2 separate regions of the Homo sapiens genome follow, and region 1 is linked to region 2. A link is a loop called in an ENCODE intact Hi-C map of the cell type or tissue named here. Cell type or tissue: Caco-2. All regions are shown on one strand. Each heading gives the region's core, and the rest is flanking DNA. Links, peaks and the distances in the headings are about the cores only. Region 1 has its middle 29 kb from the start of SNX18. Region 2 overlaps LINC01033 (long intergenic non-protein coding RNA 1033).

The links. A loop is a pair of places that touch in the nucleus more often than their neighbours do. Peaks named below come from ENCODE experiments on the same cell type or tissue, not always from the same donor. Only the 100,000 strongest peaks of a DNase experiment are listed, where the experiment ranks them.
Region 1: a loop joins it to region 2, with 5 times the contacts of the local background. A loop is called at or near these places in 1 of 110 quality-filtered maps.

Annotation. Positions count from the first base shown.
Region 1 is chr5:54,483,934-54,494,044 of GRCh38, forward strand. No RefSeq gene overlaps it. Among named protein-coding and RNA genes, the nearest start is that of SNX18, 29 kb to the right of the region's middle. In Caco-2, for the core only: a CTCF peak has its summit at 5,609 (motif pointing left); a DNase peak (open chromatin) is centred at 4,818.
Region 2 is chr5:54,379,788-54,389,898 of GRCh38, forward strand. All of the region lies in intron 1 of LINC01033 (long intergenic non-protein coding RNA 1033), which reads left to right. Among named protein-coding and RNA genes, the nearest start is that of LINC01033, 64 kb to the left of the region's middle. In Caco-2, for the core only: no CTCF peak of the experiment used is centred there; DNase peaks (open chromatin) are centred at 4,325 and 4,804.

The sequences.
Region 1 (10,111 bases), core at 1,500-9,499, 100 kb after region 2:
TTTTCCTAGTCACTTCTCTACCCAGTTAACCACCCTAGCCCAAGCTCCTTTACCTTGTCACATTTTAATAATTCATGACTCTTTGTCTAATTCAGTATAAGTGTTCAATTCTGCATCTTTGAATCTTCATTTCCTTAGCCATGTAACATGTGTATTACATTTGTATGCTTTTCTCCTATGAATTTGTCTTCTGTCAACTTAATTCCTAGGCCCAACCAAAAAACCCTAAAAAAGCAGAGGTCAAGTTTTACTCTCCCTACACGCTTATGATAATTAAATGTGAGGCTTTAAACTTCGATGTAGAGTTCCCCAGTAATAACTCAACTACTTAGTATTCTAATTTTACCGGAATGAAATCTTTGAGTTACTTGATCTGCTATGACTTGAATTTTATTTCTGTCAAACTCGGCTGTCGTTGCCTTGAATAGGAAGAATAAATCCAAAGCCTGGGAGAGAGGCCTGAGTCCTTGCAAAGCCAGTAAACAAAATCGTAATTGGATCTGCCTCATGTGCACACAGGGTTTTACCTCTCCTGTTGATCTTGTGGTAGAACTCCTCTGCATGGTGTGCTGTTCTCCTACAGACAGATTTGGAGAACTTACATGCTGTTGTTCTTGAACAGGCTTTTCAGTTCTTAGAATTAACTAGCTCATGTATCATTAGAACAAAGTAGTAATTTAAAAAATAAATCTACATTAATGGGCTATTTGGGGGGAACAACAGCTGCTCCAAGATCACAGAGGAGAAGAGGGTGTTAAAACACCCAATCCTAAAGATAGTTCTAGATCAGAAGCTTGATGACTAATTCAATTAAAATGAGTGTGTGTCTGTTGGCTGCATAAATGTCTTCTTTTGAGAAGTGTCTGTTCATATCCTTCACCAACTTTTTGATGGGGTTGTTTGCTTTTTTCTTGCAAATTTGTTTAAGTTCCTTGTAGATTCTGGATATTAGCCCTTTGTCAGATGGGTAGACTGTAAAAATTTTCTCCCATTCTGTAGGTTGCCTGTTCACTCTGATGGTAGTTTCTTTTGCTGTGCAGAAGCTCTTTAGTTTAATTGGATCTCATTTGTCAATTTTGGCTTTTGTTGCCATTGCTTTTGGTGTTTTAGTCATGAAGTCCCTGCCCATGCCTATGTCCTGAATGGTATTGCCTAGGTTTTCTTCTAGGGTTTTTATGAGTTTAGGTCTAACATGTAAGTCTTTAATCCATCTTGAATTAATTTTTATATAAGGTGTAAGGAAGGGATCCTGTTTCAGCTTTCTACGTATGGCTAGCCAGTTTTCCCAGCACCATTTATTAAATAGGGAATCGTTTCCCCATTTTTTGTTTTTGTCAGGTTTGTCAAAGATCAGATGGTTGTAGATGTGTGGTATTATTTCTGAGGGCTCTGTTCTGTTCCATTGGTCTATATCTTGTTCTGGTACCAGTACCATGCTGTTTTGGTTACTGTAGCACTGTAGTATATTTTGAAGTCAGGTAGCATGATGCCTCCAGCTTTGTTCTTTTGGCTTAGGATTGTCTTGGCAATGCTGGCTCTTTTTCGGTTTCATATGAACTTTAAAGTAGTTTTTTCCAATTCTGTGAAGAAAGTAATTGGTAGCTTGATGGGGATGGCATTGAATCTATAAATTACCTTGGGCAGTATGGCCATTTTCACAATATTGATTCTTCCTATCCATGAGCATGGAATGTTCTTCCATTTGTTTTTGTTCTCTTTTATTTCGTTGAGCAGTGCTTTCTAGTTCTCCTTGAAGAGGTCCTTCACTTCCCTTGTAAGTTGGATTCCTAGGTATTTTATTCTCTTTGAAGCAATTGTGAATGGGAGTTCACTCATGATTTGGCTCTCTGTTTGTCTGTTATTGGTGTATAAGAATGCTTATGATTTTGCACATTGATTTTGTATCCTGAGACTTTGCTGAAGGAGATTTGCTTACTAAGGAGATTTTGGGCTGAGGTGATGGGGTTTTCTGAATATATAATCATGTCATCTGCAAACAGAGACAGTTTGACTTCCTCTTTTCCTAATTGATTACCCTTTATTTCTTTCTCCTGCCTGGTTGCCCTGGTCAGAACTTCCAACACTATGTTGAATAGGAGTGGTGAGAGAGGGCATCCCTGTCTTGTGCCAGTTTTCAAAGGGAATGCTTCCGGTTTTTGTCCATTCAGTATGATATTGGCTGTGGGTTTGTCATAAATAGCTCTTATTGTTTTGAGATACGTCCCATCAGTACCTAGTTTACTGAGAGTTTTTAGCATGAAGGGCTGTTGAATTTTGTCAAAGGCCTTTTCTGCATCTATTGAGATAATCATGTGGTTTTTGTCTTTGGTTCTGTTTATATGATGGATTATGTTTATTGATTTGCATATGTTGAACCAGCCTTGCATCCCAGGGATGAAGCCAACTTGATCGTGTTGGATAAGCTTTTTGATGTGCTGCTGGATTCGGTTTGCCAGTATTTTATTGAGGATTTTTGCATCAATGTTCATCAGGTATATTGGTCTAAAATTCTCTTTTTTGTTGTGTCTCTGCCAGGCTTTGATATCAGAATGATGTTGGCCTCATAAAATGAGTTAGGGAAGATTCCCTCTTTTTCTATTGATTGGAATAGTTTCAGAAGGAATGGTACCAGCTCCTCTTTGTACCTCTGGTAGAATTCAGCTCATCATCACTGGCCATCAGAGAAATGCAAATCAAAACCACAATGAGATACCATCTCACACCAGTTAGAATGGCAATCATTAAAAAGTCAGGAAACAACAGGTGCTGGAGAGGATGTGGAGAAATAGGAACACTTTTACACTGTTGGTGGGACTGTAAACTAGTTCAACCATTGTGGAAGACAGTGTGGCAATTCCTCAAGGATCTAGAACTAGAAATACCATTTGACCCAGCCATCCCATTACTGGGTATATATCCAAAGGATTATAAATCATGATGCTATAAAGACATATGCATACGTATGTTTATTGCAGCACTATTCACAATAGCAAAGACTTGGAACCAACCCAAATGTCCATCAATGATAGACTGGATTAAGAAAATGTGGCACATATACACCATGGAATACTATACAGCCATAAAAAAGGATGAGTTCATGTCCTTTGTAGGGACATGGATGAAGCTGGAAACCATCATTCTGAGCAAACTATCACAAGGACAGAAAACCAAACACCACATGTTCTCACTCATAGGTGGGCCTGTGGACACACCAGGGCCTGTCGTGGGGTGGGGGGATTGGGGAGGGATAGCATTAGGAGAAATACCTAATGCAAATGACAAGTTAGTGGGTGCAGCATACCAATATGGCACATGTATACATATGTAACAAACCTGCATGTTGTACACATGTACCCTAGAGCTTAAAGTATAATAAAAAAAATTGAAATTATAAGAATGTATACAAACAAAATAAAAATGAAATAAAATAAAATAAAATGAGTGTGTGGAATATGTAAAGTCTCCAGGTATGTTTTTACCCCCAGATTTTTTTTTTTCACAAACTTAATACATGGGGCTGGGAGTGGAGGCTCATGTCTGTAATCCCAGCACTTTGGGAGGCCAAGTTGGGAGGATTGCTTGAGCTCAGGAGTTAAGACCAGCCTAGGCAATATGGTGAGACCCCATCTCTTTAAAAATAATAATAATAATAATACATTGGTAGGCTAAAGTTGCAGAACAAATATAATTCTTGGTCCTGTATACAAAAGAACCCTCAGTGATAGTATGCTTTTTATTCAAATCCTTGAAGATCAAGGTTTAAGTAGTTTTATTTTAGGGTAGGATGTGTTTCATGCAGCATTAATTTTATTGTCTTTTTTTAAAAAAGCATGTAATTGGTGTAGTCAGGACTGAAATTTTATTCGTCTCCTCAGATGAAAGTAGTATCTTATTAAACAGCCCTAGACCAGGAAATACAAGGGCATTATAATGAATAATTCTAAGCTCATTATGATCTCAGTGAATAGGTTCAGATTCAGCACAATACTAGAACTGATGTTTATTAACACTGATGGCACAAAGTACATGTCTGATCCACTTCAATGGAGTCATTATTTAGTGTGACACTGCACTGCCAAATGCAGCCATGTTTGTGGAAAGACAGGAAGTTGTCACAGGGCCAGGAGCAGTGGCTCACACCTGTAATCTCAACGCTTTGGGAGGCCAAGGTGGGAGGATTGCTTGAGCCCAGGAGTTTGAGACCAGCTTGGGCAACGTAGTGAGACCTCACATCTCTAACAAAAAAAAAAAAAAAAAAAAAAAAATAGAAAAAATAAAAAAAAAACTAGAAAGTCATTACAACAAAATTTTATGCCAGAAAATGTACTATCAAGACCCATAGACATATGTAAACATGGTCTCTTTCCTAGGCATGGACACTTATACCTTTATCACCTAAGAAAGATGAAGGTCTAAGGCAGAAACACAGCTCCTTTATTAGCTAAAACGTCTTGTAACATCAGACGCCTTAAATTATCCACTAATTACATTTAAATAAAAAATGTGGGGACAAATTAGCTTTAATCGAATTAAAATGAAATTTCTAGTGCAGCTAGATGGCTGTTTTGCTAGAATCTGTTTAGCTGTAAATTCCATTTAGAGTTGTTAATAGTATTCCTCTTCAACTCTGTTTAACCCACCCATCATCATGGTGAATTGCCAAATGTCTTACAAGGTAGAATAAATATTCTTGGACCTCTTTTCAGGTCAGGCATCATTGGAAATTTCTCCTTTTCACTTTACTATTATTTTTGAGACAGAGCCTCACACAGGCTGGAGTGCAGCGGTGCAATCTCAGCTCACTGCAACCTCTGCCCCCTAGGTTCAGGCAATCCTCCCACCTCAGCCTCTCAAGTAGCTGGGATTACAAGTGTGCACCACTATGCCTGGCTAATTCTTCTTTTCTTTTCTTTTTTTTTAATCTTTTTTTTTTTTTTTTTTTTTTTTTGAGACAGAGTTTCACTCTGTTACCCAGGCTGGAGTGCAGTGGTGCGATCTCGGATCACTGCAACCTCCACCTCCCGATTTCAAGTGATTCTTCTGCCTCAGCCTCCCAAGTAGCTAGGACTACAGGCGCCCACTACCACGCCCAGGTAATTTTTTTTTTTTTTTTTTTTAGTAGAGACGGGGTTTCACTATATTGGCCAAGCTGGTCTCGAACTCCTGACTTCATGTGATCCGCCCGCCTTGGCCTCCCAAAGTGCTGGGATTACAGGCATGAACCACTGTGCCCGGCCTAAGTTTCCCTTTTTTATTTACCAGTCCTGAGCTGGGTTCACAACCTGAATTAAGTCCTTGTTGTGCAATTGTGTGATGTTATGACTTTGCTGAGCTTCAATTTCCTCATCTGTAAAATGAGGATAATGTTGCAGCATTCAGAGACAACATATATAAGGCACCTAGCACAGAACCTGCCCACAGTAGGCCCTAAATCAATGGTAGTCAACATCAAATAAAGCTGATTAACCAGCTTGATTTGAAACTTATTTCTACTTTAGATAATTTCACAATAAGTCTGAGACATGCTGTAACAAATTTTCATGCCTCTCCTTCATAAACATGAATGACATGAATGAAGCAAAACGAACATTTAGGCCTCGGTTTTCACAGATAAAAGACTAGGTAGTGACCTCTAGTGGTAAACAGGCAAAATGCCTAAAGGCGATACATTTTCTCCCTTACTTAGGATTCAGCCTGAAATTGATCACAGAAGTGCAATGTAAAGCTATGAGATCAAATGTAATTAATACTTGGATAAGAATTTAGCCTTCATGCCATTCTGTAAAACAATGAAATAAAGGAAAATGTCCTTGCCTTCTGTTATGCCAAAAATTGCAGTTTAATCATATGAGTAACAAAAGAATCGGGGCCAGGCAAAGTGGCTCATACCTGTAATCCCAGCACTTTGGGAGGCCAAGGCAGGCAAATCACTTGAGCCCAGGAGTTTGAGACCAGCCTGGGCAACATGTGAAACCCCGTTTCTACCAAAAATACAAAAATTAGCCTAGCCAGGCATGATGGCATGTACCTGTGGTCTCAGCTACTTGGGAGGCTGAGGTAGGAGGATTGCTTGAACCTGGGAGGTTGAGGCTGCAGTTAGCCATGATCACACCCCTGCACTCTAACCTGGGTGAAAGAGCAAGACCCTGTCTCAAAAAAAAATCAGAGCCAGAAAAAAATCAAATTATATTTGATTTTTTTGACAAATATGAGCTATTTTGATTCATTTTTGCACAAATGACCAGATGTTACATTAAAATTTATTTCAGTAGTACCTTAAGTGGAATTATAAACTTCTTTCCAAGTACATAGAGTAGTTCATAATGGATCATTTTGCAGAATTTCTGATAGTGTCGTAAAAAGAAAATGTGCTGTAGGATCTTCACTGATGACATTGTCTAAGCACTAGTTATTACTTACAGAGCTTGCCTTCACTGGACATTAGCAGGGCTGGTTCCCATCCAGCTTCTGAACTCTTACAATCTCCATTTCTGCCAACATTACTGCTCGTGAAATTCAATCAGTACAGTATAGGATGGTGGTTAAGAGCATGAACTCTGAAGCCAGACTGGGTTTAAATCCCAGCTTTACCATTTGTTGACTATGAGAGATTGATGCCTCAGTTTCTTCATCTATAAAACATCAGTGTTAATACCAGCTACCTTATAGGTGGTTCTCATGGTGGATTAAGCTAATATATAGACAGTGATTAGAACAGAGCCTGGAATTATTATTGAGCAGATGTTATGCACCTATACCATTCTAGGGACTATAGAGAATGCATCCAAAGCTGAAAATCCAGGCCCTGTCCTCAAGAATTTATAGTTGACATGGAAAGATCTTGCTAGAGGAATGGGCCTTCATTCCACTTGTTGGTTTGCAGGAGGGGGACTTTTTTTTTTTTAAACATATGCCTGGCTTCTTATGTCCCTATTCTTGTTCCCCTGCAAGATGTGGAGCAACTTTCTTGGAGTGAAGTGGCATTGGGCGCAGTCCCACAAGGAAAAGGACACATATTTTTGAATGCAGTTAGGAAGTATGTTTGGCCCTTACTCTATAGTATATCCTACAATTTGCCTCCATCAATAATAAAGGTAATAACCTGGGTTCTGGGGGTCAACTACCGGTTATGGTTCATTTTTTTCAGAACTCAGCCAGAAGTGGCAAACTATTTACTGAGGAGACACTTAGAGACCCCACAAAACACAAGAGCCATTCAGCGCCAACTTCTATGGTGTGAACCTACTATAAAAGCATTTCCAGAAATGAGAATTTGGTGTAGACTGAAGCAACAGGAATTGATTTCATGGAAGTGGGACTTAAGCTGGTTCTTGAAGAATGAGATAGAATTTGGATGGGGAGAAGGAGGAAAAGCAAGAGCCCTTCTGCAAGCAAAGCAATTTTTTTTGAAGTTTGTACTTCTATGTAATTGAAATATATAAAATATTGATTAAAATTAGTTATATTCCTGTTTGATGACACATGGTGACCTAGCCAGGCTGTGGTGGAGAAATAGATGACATAGGTCCTTGCTGCCTGATTTTTTAGTATTATGTGACCCAATTGCCAGGAATGTTCTAAGCACTTTGCACATATTGAGTCACTTACTCCTCACAACAACTGTATGACATAGACATCATCTCCTCCACTTTACAACTGAGGTTACTGAAGCATAGAGAGTAGTTATCAGCCTAATGTCACACTGCCAGTAAGAGACAGAACTAGGGTTCAAACCCAGGTAGTTTGACCTGCATCCCATTCTCTCTCATCATTCAGCTTTACGATTTCTCAGTCCAAGGGAAGAAGTTGGGTGGTCTCTCTTGTGAAGGAAACCAGTGAAGAGACCAGAGTGATGGCTTGGACTTTGGAGGCTGCCACATAAAGCTGGGAGGTAGTGGGGGCTCATCAATGGAGGGTTTGGAAAGCCAAGCACAGGAACTTGGCTGTGGAGAAAGAAAAAGAAGATTCATCTTTCTGTGTTCCTGACCAAGAACAATTCCATACTGTTCATTGCATTAATTCCAAAGATTTCAAGGGTTCCAGTTTGGTAGACTGGACATTATGTACATATGAGAAGAGGGTAAAACAAAAACAGAACTGGACCCTCTATGCATCCCCTGGGCTGCTGCTGGGAAGGCACATAGCTGAAAGTGGAAACGTGTTCTCTTGTCCTTTTTTTCCAAGCACCTGCCTAGAAGACAAACAAGGCTGGAGGTATGAATTTGAGGTTTCACCTATATTTGAGAGCTGAAACCACAAAATGTTAAACTCCCTGGGAAAAAAGTCACTAAAGAAGCAGAAGAGAAACACCAACAGAGGAGGGCATATGGACAGCACGGTGCTGTGGAAGTTACTCTGCATAATTTAAGAAATTCCCAGTCAGCTACTTCAAAGAGGTGGTAGAAGATGAGAACTGGGATGAAGCCAGGAAATTTAACAATGAGCCTAAGAATGTTGAAGAGAGGAAATGAAACTTGGCTCTGCCCTTATGATGCTATTGCATAGGGTCAAAAAAGGCATGTCTGGTTTATGTGAGCCTCCTCACTGTTTCCCACCCTCCCGGGACATAAGGCCCCTTTCAAGTTGGCTGGGATGGGCATGGGAGTGAGGAACTGAGTCCTCAAGTTACAAAGTTGGAATTCCTTTTTATGCATTAGGCTTGGCTCCTTGGTACCACACCTTAGCCCTCTCCCATGGGCTCTTCGCACACCTCCTACTCTCCTGATCTTTGATATTCCCTCTGCTGTCAGCTGGATTTGCCCATGTCACAGGCAGTTCAGTTCCTGGTGACCACCCCTGTCCAGCTGTGACCTTCAAGAGGGGCCCTGCCCCATGTCTCTCTCAGCTCCTGCCCGACCCCAGTCTGGATTGTCGCACTCCTTCCAGGAAGCATTAGCCTCTCCTCCTTGCCCCTCTGGCTCCTTAGAGCTACTCTGCCACCCCCAAATTACCTTGGAAAAGGTTAGCTGTGTCTGCATACTTGTTACTTTGTGCATCTGCTGGCCTTCTGCTCACCCCACAGACAGGGTGGTGGACACACAGTAAGGTGACCCCCAGGGAGTCCTGCCCTTGTGTAGTCCCTTCCCCTGAGTGCTGGTAGAATCTGTGATTTGCTTCTAACCACAAGAATATGGCAAAGTTGATGAGATGTGTGATATGATTTTATATATATATATATATATATATAAAGCATGAAAGTCATAGTTTCTGGCTGATAACTCCCATAGCCCTCTTGTTATAGCCTTTTTGGCTATAACAAGACATTGGCTGGGGCATTTTAGGCCTCAGGAACAGGCCTCAGGAAACAATCTCTCTCTGTCTCTCTGAACTTCTTTCCTCCTTTCACCTGTCCAAGGCAAGTCAAAAGACCCTCATTCCAGAAAGCGTGCCCCATACTCTGAAGGAAGCAATGCTGCACAGAGGCCAGGAAGAATCTCAACAGTGGGTCTTACTGGGTTTCCCCGCTCAGCCTATTTGTATGCAGTCATACCCTTTTCGTCCAATCACATTTCTGCACTGTTGTCAATCATGCCTATGTAATGAATTCTCTTTTAAAACACAAGAGGGCCGGGCACGGTGGCTCATGCCTGTAATCCCAGCATTTTAGGAGGCCAAGGCAGGTGAATCGCTTAAGCCCAGGAGTTCAAGACCAGCCTAGGCAACAGGTGGAACCTGGTCCTACAAAAATTACCAAAAAATAGCCAGATGTTGGTGGCGGGCTCCTGTAAGTCCTAACTACTTGGGAGGCTGAGGTGGGAGGATTGCTTAAGCCCAGGAGGTCGAGGTTGCAGTGAGCCATAGTTGTACCACTGCACTCCAGCCTTGGTGACAGAGTGAGACCCTGTCTCAAAAAACAACCCCACAACCGTTCCCCGCCAACAACTCCACCACACACAAGAGGACAGGGTTCAGAGAGCTTCTGAAGAGGTGACCACGTGGAGGTTCCTGGAGGGTGGTATACCTGGAGACGGCCTTCAAGCTTTGTACCCCTTCCCCTATACCTTGCCCTACACACTTCATCTATATCCTTTGTAATATCCTTTATAATAAATGAGTAAATGCAAGTAAGTGTTTCCCCGAGTTCCGTGAGCCACTCTAGAAAATTAATTGA
Region 2 (10,111 bases), core at 775-8,774:
TGTTCTGGCAGAGTCACCAGGGGGCAGGGTAATATTTCTTTCCATCACACTTTATTTTGCAGGTTTAGAAACTTGATTTTATCAGAGGTGCATAACATGGTTTGTTTATTTACCAAACTTGATAGAGCCTGATTTGTATAAAGGGTCCACCTTAGAATTTCCACCGAACAGCACCTATCAGGTAGGCCATGTTAACACATTTCGTTATTGATAGGTAGTGGGTTGGGATTTTTTCCTCTTAGGATTTTGGGTTTTGGAGTCAAACATGCAAAGGTACGATAGCTTCTAATCTTAGAGAAGCTACTTGAACTTCAATTTCCTCCCCAGTAAACTAGAAAAAAAATACATTGTAAGATTATGAAAAATACATGTAATACAGTACATAAAGTATCTAGCACAGTTAGTAACACTCATAGTAAGCTCTTCATCCTTTTCCTCCTCCTAGATGAGATTAAGGGGTTTGTAATCAAGTCACAAATACCCAGGGCAGCCACTCACACAGGCAAGTACTTAATAAGCCAGCCAGGGTGCTCAAGTCCAGCTAGGCCTGGCATGCTGTTCCCTGGACAGGGTTGGTATTCAGTCCAGCAAACGTATGAGGCATGTATGGTGTCAAATACTGTGGAGGACACGACAATGTCCAAGTCATAGTTCCTGCCCTCTGAAAACACATGTGCATCCACAGAAGCCTACAGGATTTGCATTCAAGTGATTAAAATCTCACCCAAGACTTGTGCTTCTCAAAGTGTGAATCCTGGGCCTCTGGCAGCCTGACAGAAAGTGACTGTCACATTCACAGACCTTGCAGACAACGTAGGTAGATGGAAAAATCTCACAAACCCTAATTTATCCATATCTAAATATAAGCATATTGCATATAGTTTAAGGAATAAGGAATAAAACTCAAATAATTTTCTTAACTTGTACTTTTGATCTTAAAGAAAATTTTGCTCCCTCTCCCTCTCTCTCTCCCTCTCCCCATGGTCTCCCTCTCCCCACGGTCTCCCTCTCCCTCTCTTTCCACGGTCTCCCTCTGATGCCGAGCCGAAGCTGGACTGTACTGCTGCCATCTCGGCTCGCTGCAACCTCCCTGCCTGATTCTCCTGCCTCAGCCTGCCGAGTGCCTGCGATTGCCGGTGCGCGCCGCCACGCCTGACTGGTTTTCGTATTTTTTTGGTGGAGACGGGGTTTCGCTGTGTTGGCTGGGCTGGTCTCCAGCTCCTAACCGCGAATGATCCGCCAGCCTCGGCCTCCCGAGGTGCGGGGATTGCAGACGGAGTCTCGTTCACTCAGTGCTCAATGTTGCCCAGGCTGGAGTGCAGTGGCGTGATCTCTGTTCGCTACAACCTCCACCTCCCAGCCGCCTGCCTTGGCCTCCCAAAGTGCCGAGATTGCAGCCTCTGCCCGGCCGCCACCCCGTCTGGGATGTGAGGAGCGTCTCTGCCTAGCTGCCCAGTCTGGGAAGTGAGGAGCGCCTCTTCCCGGCCGCCATCCCATCTAGGAAATGAGGAGCGTCTCTGCCCGGCCGCCCATTGTCTGAGATGTGGGGAGCGCCTCTGCCCCGCCGCCCCGTCTGGGATGTGAGGAGCGCCTCTGCCCGGCTGCGACCCCGTCTGGGAGGTGAGGAGCGTCTCTGCCCGGCCGCCCCGTCTGAGAGGTGAGGAGCCCCTCCGCCCGGCAGCCGCCCCATCTGGGAGGTGAGGAGCCCCTCTGCCCGGCAGCCGCCCCAACTGAGAAGTGAGGAGCCCCTCCGCCCGGCAGCCGCCCCGTCTGGGAGGTGGGGAGCATCTCCGCCCGGCAGCCACCCTGTCCGGGAGGGAGATGGGGGGTCAGCCCCCACCCGGCCAGCCGCCCCGTCCGGGAGGTGGGGGGCGCCTCTGCCCGGCGGCCCCTTCTGGGAAGTGAGGAGCCCCTCTGCCAGGCCACCACCCCATCTGGGAGGTGTACCCAACAGCTCATTGAGAATGGGCCATGATGACAATGGCGGTTTTGTGGAATAGAAAAGGGGGAAAGGTGGGGAAAAGATTGAGAAATCGGATGGTTGCTGTGTCTGTGTGGAAAGAAGTAGACATGGGAGACTTTTCATTTTGTTCTGTACTAAGAAAAATTCTTCTGCCTTGGGATCCTGTTGATCTATGACCTTACCCCCAACCCTGTGCTCTCTGAAACATGTGCTGTGTCCACTCAGGGTTGAATGGATTAAGGGCGGTGCAAGATGTGCTTTGTTAAACAGATGCTTGAAGGCAGCATGCTCGTTAAGAGTCATCACCACTCCCTAATCTCAAGTACCCAGGGACACAAACACTGCGGAAGGCCGCAGGGTCCTCTGCCTAGGAGAACCAGAGACCTTTGTTCACTTGTTTGTCTGCTGACCTTCCCTCCACTATTGTCCTGTGGCCCTGCCGAATCCCCCTCTGGGAGAAACACCCAAGAATGATCAATTTAAAAAAAAAAAGAAAACCAAAAAAAAAAAAAAATCAAAAAAAAAAAAGTTTCACTTGCCTATTGAGCTCCTATGCTCTGCCATCAGAAGAGCATGCCTCAGAAAGCAATGGCTCCAGAATATGCTCAATTAGAAATGGGTTCTTGAGACTCGCTCCCAGATTAAAGAAGCATTCAGAAAAGGCTTGAACTCAACCTACTGTGGGAAGCCAAGTCCAACGGAACTCATCAGAACCACAGCTGACACACAGATCTGAGGACAAGAAGATCGTATTTGTTGTTGTAAGCCACTGAGATTTAAGGGGTGATTGTTACACAACAAACACTGACTAATGTACATAACTAATAAGCTTATAAATCAGGGTTTTGGAGGCTGATCTAATACAGCAACACAGATCATGGAAAAAAAAAAGGAAAATTTTAAAAGTTATCACGGAGAAGGATCTGAAGTTTATGATAAAAAATGATGGGCTAAATCTCTCCTCCTACTTGATTTGGGAACATTGGTCATCACCCTGTGATACACCTGGTGTGCTATGATTTTCAAGAATAAGGAATGTTAGATTTCACAGTTGCTTGCTGTATGGAATCTGAAAGTCGCTGAGGTCCTTAGTCTGCTAGTTGCCTCCCAGCCTCAGCATAGGTTGTGTTGGTGCCTGAATGGTTTTCCCTATTCAGACATGTTCTTGTTAACTTTGATGTGGTATCTCTTTTATTTTGAGACAGAGTGTTACTCTGTCACTCAGGCTGGAGTGCAGTGGTGCAATCTCAACTCATTGCATCTTTCGCCTCCTGGGTTTGATTCTCCCACCTCAGCCTCCTAAGTAGCTGGGATTACAGGCGTGCACCGTTATGCCTGGGCTAATTTTGTATTTTTAGTAGAGACAAGGTTTCACCATGTTGGCCAGGATGGTCTTGAACTCCTGACCTCAAATTATTCACCCACCTCAGCCTCCCAAAGTGCTGGGATTACAGGTGTGAGTCACTGTGCCCAGCCCAGATATGGCATCTCTTGATGCCCCATCTGTATCCTAGAAGTCAGGGTCCCCTTATCTTCTGAGCCTGTACCCCTATATGAATGGAGAAGGAAGCAAGCTGTATGGTCTGCAGAAGTATTTGACTGACTAGTTTGGTATTCTGAAATTTAAACTCATTGCCCTTAAACAATGTGCTAATGTTCTCCACATGTTATGCAACAGCACCACTTTGTTTTCTGCTGTGTTTCCTGAGACATTTGAGTTCTTCATCTTGGCTTTTTGGTAATCAAAGCTTTCCCAGTCCAGCTGAATCCTTTCTTTCTAGGCCTGTCAGTACGTAAAGTCCTTCCCTATTCCCTGAGGAATAACCCAAGGTCTCTGTGCCTTTGCTAGGTCTGTTTCTTTTGGGTAGAATGCCTCTCCTGCTCCTTTGTCCAACCTAACCATTTTGTACTCCTCCCTGTAATCTCAATTTGCACATCACCTCTGTGAAGCTTTTCTCACTGAGTCTGTCCTTTCTACTCCCTAGAATTAGTCAAACCTCCCTCCCAATAGTTCCTTGCCGGTACTCCAACCATGGTGTGTATGTGTTGAGAAATAAACAAGCCAGAAACAAACTTAGAAGTTCCTTAAAGGTGTCAACCTTAAATAATGAGATTCAAAAAATATATTAAGTATAGAGTTTATTCGAGTGCAAAGTTTGAGGATAGCCACCCAGAGACATTGACTCCAAATGAATGCAACAAGCATTCCAAAGTAGAGAAGTTAAATTTCAGCAGCATGGCAACATTTTCCATACACGACCAGTGCACACACACATCACAGTGATTTGATTGGTTACGAACTGCTACATTCTAAGGAAGATTGCTTTATTACTCCAAGAGGAAGAGTAGTGAGCTGAGGGAGTCTTATCTCTGGGGAACTTTGTTCTTAATTATTTACAGAAAATAAAAAAGGCAGAAGTTGCAGCTGCATGCCATGTGACTTAAGCTGCATAGCCACATTCCTCTCAAGGCTCAGGATAACTTCAATTTCAAACAGCTTTAAGTTTGAATTATTTTAAGTTTGAATTATTTAATTTCACAAAGGCTACAGCCATGTTTTCTCTGCTCTTTCCTCAATGTGGGATCCTTCATGTCATTGAATTCTTTATTGGACATCTATTATGTATAAAGCCCCAAAAGATAACTGATGAGGAGTTTTTTTTATCTCAGAGTAGGATGGAGGTGTGAGGCCAGGGAGCAGAGCCTGCTCTAGATGTTACCACTTTTCTCAGGGTGCTTAACCTGCTTCAGTGCGGCCGTTGCTACCGCCCGCTGGTGCACTTCTGAGGTTATTCTCCACCGTGCCAGAACCTCCCGCCATCCTCTGCTAGGGGAAAGATGAAAGAGCATACTATTTACTTTTTTTAGTCTTTATACTTTGCCTCCCTTGATACCAAAGGATGGGCAGGAGCATGTCTGACCTCCTGATGTGGATGTTGCAATTGGGTTGAGGCTGCTGGATTTACTTAGTACCAAATGCTCTCTTTTGCCTGACTTCCTGCCAAGCCTAGGTGCATATAACCACTTGGGCGGTGGCCACCCCCAGTGATTTGAACTTATAGGACGGTAGAAGTATGTGAATCATGTTGCTTCAAGAAATTCAGTTATTCTCCAAGTTCTAAAATAAAATCTGGTGGATGTTTGTTAGAAGCTAGGTACTTAACTCTTCAGAAAAAGGAAAATCTGAAAGAAAAATATATTTAAAAGTGGTCTAAGATGGCTGCAGATTGGACATAGACAATAGAAACTAGGCCTATGAATTAAAGCTGAACCCTCACCAGCAAGGCTGCAGTCTGTCAAATATTTCACTGATATGTACGAATTATAATACAACCCTATCTATCAGATATAGCATAAAGGCAGGATAAAATCAATCATCCCTCTCCAGACCCTAAGATGCCCACATACTTGCTAACCTTTTACCCTATATAACTTAACCAGACTGTTGCTTTATCTTATGTACAATGTCTCTGAGCACCAATCAGAATTGTGAGAATGTCACCTTTACTTTATTACCCCTTTCTCTCATTTTCTATGTAATGGAACACATGAATACCGTGCCTCATGTAACCCACTCTGAGACTCATTATCGGTTTGTGCTAAGTCAGTGTTTTCAGGGGCTATTTGTCCTCAAACTTGGCTAAGGTGAAATTAACTTTACATTTTTAACATTATAATGCCTTTTGTTTCAGCTTTCAGTCAACACGTCAAGGGAAGGAAGAAAGATTAAATATTATTTATATACCTGTGTCTCAGACAGGCAGAAATGTAGGCTTTGGGATAAGCGATGGTCTGGAGAACCTGGAGGGAGAGACAAAGAAATTGCAACTCTTTGGGCTTAAACGGAAGCTTCAATTAGAGAAGAGAGTTGAAATGGAGAGAATTTCTATTGTCTAATTCAAGGCTGATGGGCTTCCTAAGTGTTTTAGGCTAGAATGAGCTCACATTTGGAGAATATTCTGAGCTCTTCAATAATACTTAAGATATATTAGGCATGATCAAATATGTAGTCATTTAAAGATGTTTCACTTTTTTTCCCTTTCAAAATTCTATTAGAGTTCTCAAATGCAAGAGCTGGGATAGAGAGTTTCTTCATTTCTGCAAAATGAAGACCATTGAATTATTTCTCTCTGTGATGAATTAAAAAAAATGCTGGGTCTAAAATCAAATCGTCTGCAAGTTTAAGACTTTGACTAGCTCAGATTCTGGCTATATTAGAATATTTGAGCCTGCTATCAAGTATAAGAACATGTGCAGGCCTCCTTTTTACCTCCTTCTATGAGTATTTTACCTTCTATTTCAAAATCAAGAACAGGAAATCCAACCCTGAGGGTTCCATTCCTGGCATATTTATGCCCCAGGCAGATTGAGAGAATAAAATAGACTTTTTACAAATGAAGAGATATCACGCTTTTTAGCCTGGGACAGGAAACTTTAGCTGTTGCTAAGGCAACTGCAGAGTTCTGGCTCTTAAGCTGGCTGTGCGAGGAGTATCTCAGAGCCCCAGATGCCTCTGCTGTCACTCACTGTCAGACCAAGTGCAAAGGACTTGGTAGTGAACTCACAGAAACAATGAGACCATTTTTGAATTCTGAAAAGCAAGTGAGGACTCTCAAGACAAAGTATACATATGGTACCTGCTATGGTTTGAATGTTTTTGTTCCCTTCAAAATACACATGTTAGAAACTTAATCCCCAACGCAACAGTGTTAAATGGTGGGGCCTTGAGGGAGGTGTTTAGGTCATGAGGACAGAGTCTTCATGAATGAATTAAAGCCACTATAAAAAGGGCTTGAGGGAGTGTGTTCTCTGTTCTGCTCTTCTGCCATGTGAGAACACAGAGTTCTTTCTCTCCAGAGGATGCAGCAACAAGCTGCCATATTGGAACCAGAGACTTAACCTGCCAGCACCCTGCTCTTGAACTTCCCAGGCTCCAAAACCATGACAAGTAAATTTCTGTTCTTTATAAATTACCCAATCTATGGTATTCTGTTACAGCAGCACAAAACCGATGAACACAATACCCTTTAAAAATAAACAATGGAATGATACTATAGTGGTCGATACATGTCATTATTATTTGTCAAAATCCATAAGAATCTACCTTACCAAGAGTGAACCCTAGTGTAAACTACAGACTTTGAGTGATAATGATGTGTCAATGTAGGTTCATCACCTATAAGAAATATACCATTCTGGTATGAGATATTCATAGTTGGGGAGGCTGTGTATGTGTTGTTTGTTGGGGGGCATATATGAGAACTCTCTGTACCTTCTGCTCACGCTTGCTGTGAACTGAAAACCACTAAAAAAAAAAAGTCTGTTTTTAAAAAATTGACATCCTTGGGGCTGGGAGAAAAGGGGACAAGTCCAAAGGGCTCAAAGCCAGGCTGCATGGGAAAGTTGTATTAGTCTGTAGAACAATAAACGAAGAAACCGTGGGTATGAAAGACCCAAAGAACACTCTGATGCTGATAAGAATGTCAGGCTGCTGTCTGGTTGAGAAAATAATTTGGCTTGCTCAGGCTGGAAAACCAGTAACATTGGGACAGACTGTCTTTCTTGTGGATGAAATTTGTGGATGAAATGTGGAAACATGCTGAGATTTGTAAAGGTTATGAACGAGAGAATATGGCCTTAAGAAAGGTGATGTTTTATATAATGATCTAATTAATGCAGATATCTATCCATCTCAGCCCCCTGCCTTGAGCCAGGAAACCTTACTCCTCCATGTCTATCCAGGGCCCAGACACTAGGGAATATTGTGTAACCACTTGAGCAGCGCCTGCAGGTACTGCTGTTTTGTTTTGCTCTCCTGCTGTTTCCTAGTCTCTGGTAACCATTTTTGTTGCAACTACTACTGTGGCCCTTGCAAAACGAGGGGTGTGTGTTGTGCCAGAGAGTAGGTGATATAAAAGTCAAAGCGAGAATGAGGCATCTCCCCAATAAAGCAATCTTGGGAAACCTGTGGTTAGGGCTGCATATACCCACGTCCACACCTTGCTGCCACATGGGGTCCCTTTTACTGCTCAAATAGACCAGTCTATTCCAGTGTCTCTTATCTTGACCTTAATAAGTCAAGGATGACCTTTTTATGAAGTATGTGCATGTGGAAAACACAGCGGAGCAATTAAAATGCTATTTTCTGCAGTTAGACTGCCAGGGTTGGCAGTTCAATTCTACCACTTACTAGCTGTGTGACCTTAAGCAAATTACTCAGCTGTGGGTCTCTTGGGTTCTTTATCTGTAAAATGAGAATAATAATAGCACTGACCTCATTGTGAGTTGTTGTGAGAATTAAATGATGTAATCCATGTAAAATGCTTAGAACAGTGCCTAGTACACTGTAATCACTGAAATTGGCTTATTGTTGCACTATTGGCTTTCTGGCTTGCTTTTGTTTAAATTAAGGCATAACTATCACATGGCTTGATATAATGCACTTGGGAATGGAAATATTGAGCTACATGACAAGGAACAATGTATTCTGGTACAGTTATATCAAGTTTCAATTTCATAACACAACTGAAAAAACAAAGTTTAAAAATGTTGACATATTTCTAGGTGGTTGCAGTGACAAAAATATAACCAACACAACAGATTTGAATCCCTCTAGCACTAACACCTGCTTTATGAAATATGTTCTATGGCATGTTTTCTTTAAGAGGTCGAGAAGCTTTAGATGATAAATTCTGTCCTATAATTTTAAAAAAGACAGCAGTGGTGATACATCCTGTTATACTGAGAATGGAAAAATCGACTTCAACTTGGTTCTTGTACTGTGTCTTGTTTTTCCATAAGGAGGAGGAGACTGTCCTCTACCAATTTCATTTATGCTTTTCTTGAGCCAAGACTGTGCTTGGCCATGCTTGTGGGTTGGCTCTTAAAGTGACGAACTGGTCACTGGGAAATTGTAGCTCCTCCTCGCCTTCCCCCGGTGTGCTTTCCTTACCAATCAAGTAGGGGAAATGGCCTTCTGGATTATGATCTATTGGTTTGGAGGTAGGGGTGGAGTGTGGGTGAATTTGAGTCACATCTACACTTCCCTAGGAAGCTGTTGCTTTTATTATGGTATTAGGAACTTTACAGATGTACATGCTAATATTAAGCTATTCTTGCTTAAAAATATTTTATTATATTAATCATTGTGGAATAATGGTTTAAAATGTTTCTGAAGTTACTAAATGCCTGGATAGAAATCAAACCCAAAAGAATTTTAAAAACACATGTAAAATTACTTGTCTAAGAGAAATTTCTGTGATGATGAAAATGTCTCTTCTGTGCTGTGTAATATGGTAACCAGTAGCCATATGTGGGTGTTGAGCACTTGAAAGTGAGTAGCATGACTGAGGAACTCAATTTGTAATTTTATTTAATTGTAATACATTTGAATTTAAATAGCCAGATGTGGCTAATGGTTACCATATCGGATAGTGTAAGTTTAAAACATAATGAAAAGTCACCTAACCTAAGCCTCATTTTCTTAGTATGCAAAAGGTGTGAATTAGGCCAATGGTTCTCTCGATCTTGGCAGTACAATGAAGTCACTCAAAGAATGTTAAAAGAGTACTGATACTTGGGTCTCCTGCTGTATTAGATCATTTTCATGCTGCTGATAAAGACATACCCAAGACTGGGTAATTTATAAAGAAAAAGAGGTTTAATGGACTCAGAGTTCCACATGGCTGGGGAGGCCTCACAATCATGGTGGAAAGCAAAAGGCATGTCTTACATGGTGGGAGAAAAGAGAGGATGAGAGCCAAGTGAAAGGGAAAGCCCCTTATAAAATCATCAGATCTCATGAGACTTATTCACTACCACTAGAACAGTATGGGGGAAACCGCCCCCATGACTCAATTATCTCCCACTGGGTCACTCCCACTACATGTGGGAATTGTGGGAGCTACAATTCAAGATGAGATTTGGGTGGGGACACAGCCAAACCATATCACCTGCCCAATATTATTTAGTTAGTCTAAGTCTAGTCATTGAGATTCTTCTAAAGCCTCTCAGGTAATCCTAAAGTACAGCTAAGGTTGGGAACCATCACTGAACTAGATTACCTTTAGGTTCTTTTTCAGTTCTATAATATAATTCTATATATTTAGCAGCAAATTGTACTAAATTTAGAATTCTATAAGGCAAATA